Linked DNA regions of Homo sapiens: region 2 is linked to region 1. Evidence: read pairs that join two places in POLR2A ChIA-PET (ENCODE). Cell type or tissue: PC-9. All regions are shown on one strand.

Evidence for each region. Peaks named below come from ENCODE experiments on the same cell type or tissue, not always from the same donor. Only the 100,000 strongest peaks of a DNase experiment are listed, where the experiment ranks them.
Region 2: POLR2A ChIA-PET joins it to region 1 with 8 read pairs; 4 of 35 experiments call an interaction of 5 or more read pairs at or near these places.

The regions. Positions count from the first base shown.
Region 1 is chr7:74,139,661-74,144,660 of GRCh38, forward strand. No RefSeq gene overlaps it. Among named protein-coding and RNA genes, the nearest start is that of EIF4H, 32 kb to the right of the region's middle. In PC-9, no CTCF peak of the experiment used is centred here; DNase peaks (open chromatin) are centred at 2,231 and 2,851; H3K4me3 peaks cover 608 bases; H3K27ac peaks cover 3,064 bases.
Region 2 is chr7:74,408,954-74,413,953 of GRCh38, forward strand. No RefSeq gene overlaps it. Among named protein-coding and RNA genes, the nearest start is that of GTF2IRD1, 42 kb to the right of the region's middle. In PC-9, no CTCF peak of the experiment used is centred here; no DNase peak of the experiment used is centred here.

The DNA.
Region 1 (5,000 bases):
CCATCTGTGGACAGCAGAACTAAAGGAGCACTGTAATAACACCCCCTCTGCAGCTTCGGGGACACGGGCACCCTCACCTAGGTGCTGCTGCTTTCCCCTCAAGGTGACATGCCTGCTCTGGCCATGGGCCCTGCATACAGCTTGCTCCTGTGTTGGTGCCTGGAGAAGCCAGCTGGCCAGATCCCACACTTAGTCACTTGTGTGCTCCCTCCTGCAAGGGGTTGAGCACAGGGGGCTGAGTAGATGGGGCATCCCTTCCATGAGTCCAGCGAAGGTGCCTAGAAAAACCCTGCATCACCACTGAGCTACTTTCCCAGGAGGTGAGGCATTCCCAGTCACAGGATGACACAGGAGGGTGGCACAAGACATAGGTGACAAAAAACCTTGCTGATAAAACAGGTTGCAGCAAAGAAGCCGGCCAAAACCCACCAAAACCAAGGTGGCGATGAAAGTGACCTCTGGTAGGCTGGGTGCGGTGGCTCAACGCCTATAATCCCAGCACTTTGGGAGGCCCAGGCGGGCGGATCACCTGAGGCCAGGAGTTTGAGACCAGCCTGACCAACATGGAGAAACTCCGTCTCTACTAAAAATACAAAAAATTAGCTGGGCGTGGTGGCACATGCTTGTAATCCCAGCTACTCAGGAGGCTGAGGCAGGAGAATTGCTTGAACCCGGGAGGCGGAGGTTGCAGTGAGCCAAGATCGTGCCATTGCATTCTAGCCTGGATGACAAGAGTGAAACTCCATCTCAAAAAATAGAAAGAAAGTGACCTCTGGTCGTCCTCACTGCTCATTATGTGCTAATTATAATATATTAGCATGCTAAAGACACTCCCATCAGTGCCATGACAGTTTAGAAATGCCGTGGCAACATCAGGAAGTTACCCTATATTGTCTAAAAAGGGGAGGAACCGGCCGGGCGCAGTGGCTCATGCCTGTAATCCCAGCACTTTGGGAGGCCAAGGCAGGTGGATTGCAAGGTCAAGAGTTCAAGACCAGCCTGGCCAAGATGTGAAACCCTGTCTCTACTAAAAATACAAAAATTAGCTGGGCATGGTGGCGGGCGCCTGTAATCCCAGCTACTCCAGAGGCTGAGGCAGGAGAATTGCTTGGACCCAGGAGGCAGAGGTAGCAGTGAGCTGAGATTGCACCATTGCACTCCAGCCTGGGTGGCAGAGCAAGACTCTGTCTCAAAAAAAAGTGGGGAGGAACCCTCAGTTCCAGGAATTGCCCGTGCCTTTCCCAGAAAATTCATGAATAATCCACCCTTGTTGGGCATGTAATCAAGAGATAACTATAAAAAATATCCAGCCAGCAACCTTAGGGGATGCTCTGCCTATGGAGTAGACATTCTTTGTTCCTTTACTTTCTTTTTTTTTTTTTTTTTTGTGAGATGGAGTCTCACTTTGTCATCCAGGCTGGAGTGCAGTGGTGCAATCTTGGCTCACTGCAACCTCTACCTCCCCAGCTCAAGCGATTCTCCTGCCTCAGCCTCCCAAGTAGCTGGGATTACAGGCGTATGTCACCACGCCCAGCTAGTTTTTGTATTTTTTAGTGGAGACAGGGTTTCACCATGTTGGCTAGTCTGGTCTTGAACTCCCAATCTCAAATGATCCGCCCACCTTGGCCTATCAAAGTGCTGGGATTACAGGTGTGAGCCACTGTGCCCAGCCTATTCCTTTACTTTCTTAATATACTTGCTTCCACTTTACTCCATGGACTCGCCTGGAATTGTTTCTTGCGTGAGATTCAAGAACTCTCTCTTGGCTGGGTGTGGTGGCTCACGCCTGTAATCCCAGCACTTTGGGAGGCCGAGGCAGGTGGATCATGAGGTCAGGAGTTTGAGACCAGCCTGACCAACATGGGGAAACCCTGTCTCTACTAAAAATACAAGAAAATTAGCCGGGCGTGGTGGCACGTGCCTGTAATCCCAGCTACTCAGGAGGCTGAGGCAGGAGAATCACTTGAACCCGGGAGGCAGAGGGCGCCACTGCAGTCCAGCTTGGGCAATAGAGTGAGACCCTGTCTCAAAAAAAAAAAAAAAAAAAAAAGATTAAAAAAGAACCCTCTCTTGGGGTCTTGATTGGGACTCCTTTCCAGTAACAGTGTGAAAGAAAAATAAAATCACCAGACCCCAAACTCACTATGTCAAAGGGCAAAAAGCTAAGCTTAGGAACTGAGTCATACAGGAAACTGCATTTTCTTTTGTTCCTAACCAGATAGCTGCAAGATTGAATGCCACGTATCTCCACAGGTGGCTTCCCTCACCCTGACCATGTAAATTCAGCTTACCTTCACAGGTACAGGACAAATAAAAAAATAGAAATCTGGCCAGGCATGGGGGCTCACACCTGTAATTCCAACACTTTGGGAGGCTGGGGTGAGAGAATTGCTGGAGCTCAGGGGTTGGAGATCACCCTGGGCAACCCAGTGAGAGGCTGTCTCTACGGAAAAGATTTTAAATTAGCCTGGTGTGGTAGTGCACACCTGTAGTACCAGCTACTCAGGAGGCTGCATTGGGAGTATTGCTTAAGCTCAGGAGGTCGAGGCTCTAGTGAGGTGTGATCGCACCGCTGCACTCCAACCTGAGCAACAGAATAAGACCCTGTCTCAAAAAAAAAAAAAAAAAAAAAAATCATGGCCGGGCGTGGTGGCTTACGGCTGTAATCCCAACACTTTGAGAGGCCAAGGGATCACCTGAGGTCACGAGTTCGTGACCAGCCTGACCAACATGGTGAAACCCCGTCTCTACTATAGACAAAAAATTAGACAGGCATGGTGGCACATGCCTGTAATTCCAGCTACTTGGGAAGCTGAGGCAAGAGAATCACTTGAGCTGAGGCGGCAGAGGTTGCAGTGAGCCAAGATTGCACCATTGCATTCCAGCCTGGGCCACAAGAGTGAAACTCTGTCTCAAAAAAATAACAATAATTTTTTTTTTTTTTTGAGGTGGAGTCTTGCCCTGTCACCCAGGCTGGAATGCAGTGGCACGACCTTGGCTCACTGCAAGCTCCGCCTCCCGGGTTCACGCCATTCTCCTGCCCCAGCCTCCCGAGTAGCTGGGACTACAGGCGCCTGCCACCACGCCCGGCTAAATGTTTTGTATTTTTAGTAGAGACAGGGTTTCACCATGTTAGCCAGGATGGTCTCAATCTCCTGATCTCATCATCCGTCCGCCTAGGCCTCCCAAAGTGCTGGGATTACAGGTGTGAGCCACCGCGTCCGGCCAATATTTTTCTTTTTTTTAAATCATACTTCCAGGCCAGGTGCGGTGGCTCACACCTGTAATCCCAGCACTTTAGGAGGCTGAGGTAGGCAGATCACAAGGTCAGGAGTTCGAGACCAGCCTGGCTAACATGGTGAAACCCTGTCTGTACTAAAAACTACAAAAATTAGCTGGGCGTGGTGGCACACACCTGTAATGCTAGCTACTCAGGAGGCTGAGGCAGGAGAATTGCTTGAGCCCGGGAGGCGGAGGTTGCAGTGAGCTGAGATCACACTACTGCACTCCTGCCTGGGGGACAAAGTGAGACTCTGTCTCAGAAAAAAATAATAATAATAAATCATACTTACCCCCACCCTAAGACAAAAGCATAATTGACTTCTTCCTCTACTCTGTGTTTACTTTATCTTGTGTAAAATACAGATATATTTAGCACAAGATGAATTCATAATTGACTGTTCCTTTTTCCCTCCTTTCACATGTGTTAAAAGAAAAACTTCAGCCAAATTAAATTTAAGGGAGTTTAATTGAGCAATGAACAATTTGTGAATCGGGCAGCCCCCAGAATCACAGCCGATTCAGACAGACTCCAGTGCAGCCATGTGATGGAAGAAGATTTATAGACAAAGGGAAATGACATACAGAAGTCAGTGAGGTACAAAAACAACTGGATTGGCTACAGGTCGGCATTTGCCTTATTTGAATATGGCTCAAACAGTTGGCTACATCTGACTGGCCAAAACTCAGTGATTGGCACAGGGTGTGGGCTATGGCCGAGTTATACCTCCGCTTGTTACAGTTCACAATGTACAGAAAAACCTTTAGGCCAAATTGAAATATGTAAAGAAGCAGCTTTAGGCTAAACTTGATTAACGTATGTAAGATGTGGATTCAGTGATCATGAATGAAAGCCTCACAGAAAGTGACCACTTATTTCACTACCTTCCCTAGTGTTTTTGTTGTTGTTGTTTGTTTTGTTTTGTTTTGTTTTTTGAGATGGAGTCTCACTATATCATCCAGGCTGGAGTGCAGTGAAGCGATCTTGGCTCACTGCAAGCTCCGCCTCCCGGGTTCACGCCATTCTCCTGCCTCAGCCTCCTGAGTAGCTGGGACTACAGGCGTCCGTGACCACGCCTGGCTAATTTTTTTGTATTTTTAGTACAGACGGGGTTTCACTCCGTGTTAGCCAGGATGGTCTCGATCTCCTGACCTCGTGATCTGCCCACCTCGGCCTCCCAATGTGCTGGGATTACAGGCGTGAGCCACCGCACCCGGCCACCTTCCCTCCTTTTTCATTTCTTTCCTCCTTCCCCTCCTGCCCACTCTTTCTCCTTTAAATATTGAAGTCCTCAAAACTCTCTGGAAAAGCCATGGGTCACAGATTTTTCTTTGGCTTGGGTCTCTTTTTCCTGGGCATGTCCTCAACCTTAGCAAAATAAACCTCTAAATTCATTGAGTCCCCTCCTCTCCCCTCCCCTCCTCTTCCCTTCCCTTCCCTTCCCCTTTCTTTGAGACAGGGTCTCACTCTGTCATCCAGGCCAGGGTACAGTGGTGCAAATGATAGGGACAAGAGGCAGGGAAATTCTGGGCAGAAGAGGGTGGGTCCCCAGAGAGGGCATTGCCCTCAAGCTGAAAAACCTGGAACTGCAGCCCAAAGTGAGAACTGACATCCCTGTTTTTTGTTTTTTGGTTTTTTTTTGAGATGGAGTCTCCCCTTCTGTCACCCAGGCTGGAGTACAATGGTGCGATTTTGGCTCACTGCAACCTCCACCTCCCGG
Region 2 (5,000 bases), 270 kb after region 1:
ACATTATTTGGCCATAAAAAGGAATGAAACGGCCAGGCGTGGTGGTTCACACCTGTAATCCCAGCACTTTGGGAGGCTGAGGCAGGCAAATCACTTGAGGTCAGGAGTTCGAGACCAGCCTGGCCAACATGGTGAAACCCCATCTCTACTAAAAGTACAAAACAATTAGCTGGGTTGGTGGTGTGGGTCTGTAATCCCAGCTGTTCAGGGAGCTGAGGCAGGAGAATGGCTTGAACCCGGGAGGCAGAGGTGACAGGGAGCCAAGATCACGCCACTGCACTCCAGCCTGGGCAACAGAGCGAGACTCCGTCTCAAAAAAAAAAAAAAAAATAGAATGGGCCGGGCGCAGTGGCTCAAGCCACCAGCACTTTGGGAGGCCAAGACAGGCAGATCACAAGGTCATAAGATCGAGACCATCCTGGCCAACATGGTGAAAACTCATCTTTACTAAAATACAAAAAATTAGCCACGCGTGGTGGCGCACGCCTGTAGTCCCAGCTACTTGGGAGGCTGAGGCAGTGGAATCACTTGAACCTAGGAGGCAGAAGTTGCAGTGAGCCGAGATTGCACCACTGTACTCCAGCCTGGCGACAGAGCAAGATTCTGTCTGCCCCCCCACCAAAAAAAAAAGAATGAAACACTGATATTTGCTACAACATGGATATACCTCCAAAGCATCCTGTTAAGTGAAAACAGGGAGACACAGTCACGTACTATATGATTGCACTTACGTGAAATATCCACAAAGACGAATCCATGGAGAACAGGCAGATTGCCGATTGCCAGAGGCCAAGGGCTAAGGAAAAAATGGTGAGGAACTGCGTGATGGAAATGTTTTGGAATTCACCTGACCAAGAAACAGTAAAAAACAACAAAAAGGAAGGAAATGGTAGAGGTGGTAGCTGTATGACATTGTAAATGTACTAGGGCCTCTATGCAGTGATTAAATTAACGTTATGTGCCCTTCACCTCACTAAGATACTTTCTGAAAAAGAAGCTGGGCGCTGTGGCTCCTGCCTGTAATCCCAGCACTTTGGGAGGCCGAGGCGGGCGGATCACAAGGTCAAGAGATCGAGACTATCCTGGCCAACACAGTGAAACCCCGTCTCTACTAAAAGTACAAAAATTAGCTGGGCGTGGTGGCAGGCGCCTGTAGTCCCAGCTACTAGGGAGGCTGAGGCAGGAGAATGGCTCAAACCCGGGAGGCCGAGGTTGCAGTGAGCCAAGATCGCACCACTGCACTCCAGCCTGGTGACAGAATGAGACTGTCTCAAAAAAAAGAAAAAGAAAAAGAAAGCTATCCTTGTCTACTAACAAGGAAACTTAAAAAAAGAAGAAAAGGCTGGACATGGTGGCTCATGCCTGTAATGACAGCACTTTGGGATGCTGAGGTGGGGGAGGATTGCTTGAACCCAGCAGTTCATGATCAGTCTGGGCAACACAGTGAGACCTCATCTCTACAAAATATTAAAAATTAGCCGGATCAGTCGCCATGGCTCAAGCCTATAATCCCAGCACTTTGGGAGGGCGAGGCAGGCAGATCACTTGAGCTTAGGGGTTTGAGACCAGCCTGGGCAACATGGTGAAATCTTGTCTCTCTATAAAAATATTTTTAAAAATTAGCAGGGCATGGAGGCGGGTGCCTGTAATCCCAGCTACTTGGGAGGCTGAGGCACGACAGTCACTTGAACCCAGGAGGCAGAGGTTGCAGTGAGCTGAGATCACACCACTGCACTCAAGCCTGGGTGACAGAGCAAGACTCCATGGGGGGAAACAATGAGCCAGGTGTGGTGGTGCATGCCTGTGGTGTATGCCCAGCTACCTTGGAGGCTGAGATGGGAGGATCACCTGAGTGTGGGAGATTGAGGCTGCAGTGAGCTGTGATCATACCACTGCACTCCAGCCTGGGCAACAGAGTGAGACCTTGTCTAAAAGAAAGAAAGAGAGAAGGAGAGAAGGAGAGAAGGAGAGAAAGAGAGAGAAAAGGAAAATGAGGGAGGGAGGAAAGGAAGGAGAGAGGGAGGGAGAGAGGGATGGAAGGAGGAAAGGAAAATCTAGCCGGGTATGGTGGCACACATCTGTAATCCCAGCACTTTGGGAGGCCAAAATGAGAGGATAGCTTGAGCCCAGGAGTTAAAGGCTGCAGTGAGCCATGATTTCATCACTGCACTCCGGCCTGGGCAACAGAGTGAGACCCTGTCTCAAAAAAAAAAAATTACATTATGATAGTTGCCATGGTTTCACATGTATACCAGTATGAAAAATTATTATTTGTTAATAATAACATCAAAGGCCGGGCATGGTGGCTCACACCTGTAATCCCAGCACTTTGGGAGGCCAAGGCGGGCAGATCACCTGAGATCAGGAGTTTGAGACCAGCCTGGCCAACATGGTGAAACCCCATCTCTACTAAAAATACAAAAATTAGCTGGGCGTGGTGACAGGCACCTGTAATCCCAGCTACTTGGGAGGCTGAGGCAGGAGAATTGCTTGAACCTGGGAGGCGGAGGTTGCAGTGAGCTGAGATCGTGCCATTGCACTCCAGCCTGGGGGACAAGAGCGAGACTTCATCTCAAAATAATAATAATAATAATAATAATAATAAATAAAAATAACAATAACACCAAAGTGTATTAGGAATACAATTTGGAACAGTAATAAATGAATATTTTTAATGGTTCAAATAATTTCAGGGAAAAAACTCAATCAGTGCAATTTATCATGTTAACAGAATAAAGTAGGAAAAACCTACCAAGAACTGTTTGAGCAACTGCACTAGACTGCAGGGTGTGGGCAGAGGGTGAATGAATCTGTTTGATGTCACTTGATTTAAAAGTTGTACGGGGGCTGGGAGCAGCTCACGCCTGTAATCGCAGCATTTTGGGAGGCTGAGGCAGGTGGATCACTTGAGGCCAGGAGTTCAATACCACCCTGGCCAACATGGCAAAACCCCGTCTCTACTAAAAATACAAAAAAAAAAAAAAAATTAGCTGGGCATGGTGGCGGGTACCTGTAATCCCACCTACTCAGGAGGCTGAGGCACGAGAATCGCTTGAACCCGGGGGGGGGCGGAGGTTGCATTGAGCCAAGGTTGTGCCACTGCACTTCAGCCTGGGTGACAGAGTGAGACTCTGTCTCAAATACAAAAAAAAAAAAAAAAAAAAAAGTGAAACTGTTTTTAAAAAAAAACAGTAGGGGATTGAATGTGGATCTAGGGGGCCAGCAACAGCTGGCTGGGTCTGTGGTTCAGCAAGATCAGCCTGGATTGGGGCTCCAATCTGTTCCTGTTTTCTCACCAGCAGTTCCACTGTGCTGTAAGGCGTTAGTAAAGGGATGAGTGAAGGTTGGAGAGTGCTCTTATCTGCTATTATCCCTCGCCTCCACTAAGATTCTGACATCTGAGGCTGAAGAAAATGACAAGACTATCCGGGCGGGGAGGCTCATGCCTGTAAACCCAGCACTTTGGGAGGCCAAGGCAGGTGGATCACTTGAGGTCAGGAGTTCGAGACCAGCCTGGCCAATATGGCGAAACCCTGTCTCTACTAAAAATACAAAAATTATCTGGGGGTGATGGTGCACATCTGTAGTCCCAGCTACTCTGGAGCTCTGGAGGCTGAGGCAAAAGAATTACTTGAACTCGGGAGGTGAGGTTTCAATGAGCTGAGTTCTCGCCACTGCACTCCAGCCTGGGTGACCGGGTGAGACTGTGTCTCCAAAAAAAAAAAAAAAGAAAGAAAGAAAAAGAAAATTACAAGACAGCCCAGACCCCAGACCCTGCTTGAGGTTCCACAGTGAAAAATACCCAGATAGAGCACACTCTTAGGAAATATTCTCCCAGGGGTGGGTGCAGTGACTCATGCCTGTAATCTCAGTGCTTTGAGAGGACAAGGTGGGAGGATCACTTGAGTCCAGGAGTTTGAGACCAGCCTGTGCAACATGGTGAGACCCCATCTCTACAAAAAAATAAAACAATTAGCTGGGGATGGTGGTGTGCACTTGTAGTCCCTGCTACTAGCGAGGCTGAGGCAGGAGGATCACTTGAGCCCAGGAATTGGAGGCTGCAGTGAGTTATGATCGTGTCACTGCACTCCAGCCTTGGTGACAGAACAAGACCTTTTTTTGAAAAAGAAAATATTCTTCCAGGAAAATCTAGAAGACATGACATCTCAGACATTTGAAAATTGTAAGCATTATGGATAGAAGAAACCTGGATATGGTGATGATCTTTATTTAGTGTGAGCTATGCAAAAAAAGTAGCATGATGGCTGGGCCCAGTGGCTCACACTTGTAATCCCAGCACTTTGGGAAGCTGAGATGGGAGGATCACTTGAGCACAGGAGTTATAGACCAGCCTGGGCAACATAGCAAGATCCCATCTCTATAAACAAATGTGGTTTTTTGTTTGTTTGTTTGTTTGTTTGTTTGTTTTTTAATTAGCCAGGCATGGTGGCACATGCCTATAGTCCCAGCTACTCTGGAAGCTGAGGTTGGAGGATCGCTTAAGCCCAGGAATTGGAGGCTGCAGTGAGCTATAATCATGTCAACTCACTGCAGCCTGGGCAACAGAGTGAAGCCTTGTCTCTAAATAAAAACATTAAAAATAAAAGAATCTAGAATGTAAACCACACGGCGAGCTTACATATTCCAAATGCCTAGACTTGTGCCTGGATTCATGCTCAACAAATAATTTGTTGAATAAATAACACACAAAGAAAATAAAAAGTCTTGGCCGGGCGCGGTGGCTCACGCCTGGAATCCCAGCACTTTGGGAGGCCGAGGCAGGTGGATCATGAGGTCAGGAGATCGAGACCATCCTGGCTAACATGGTGAAACCCTGTCTCTACTAAAAAATACAAAAAATTAGCCAGGCGTGGTGGTGCGCGCCTATAGTCCCAGCTACTCAGGAGGCTGAGGCAGGAGAATGGTGTGAACCCAGGAGGCAGAGCTTGCAGTGAGCCGAGATCATGCCACTGCACTCCAGCCTGGGCGACAGAGTGAGA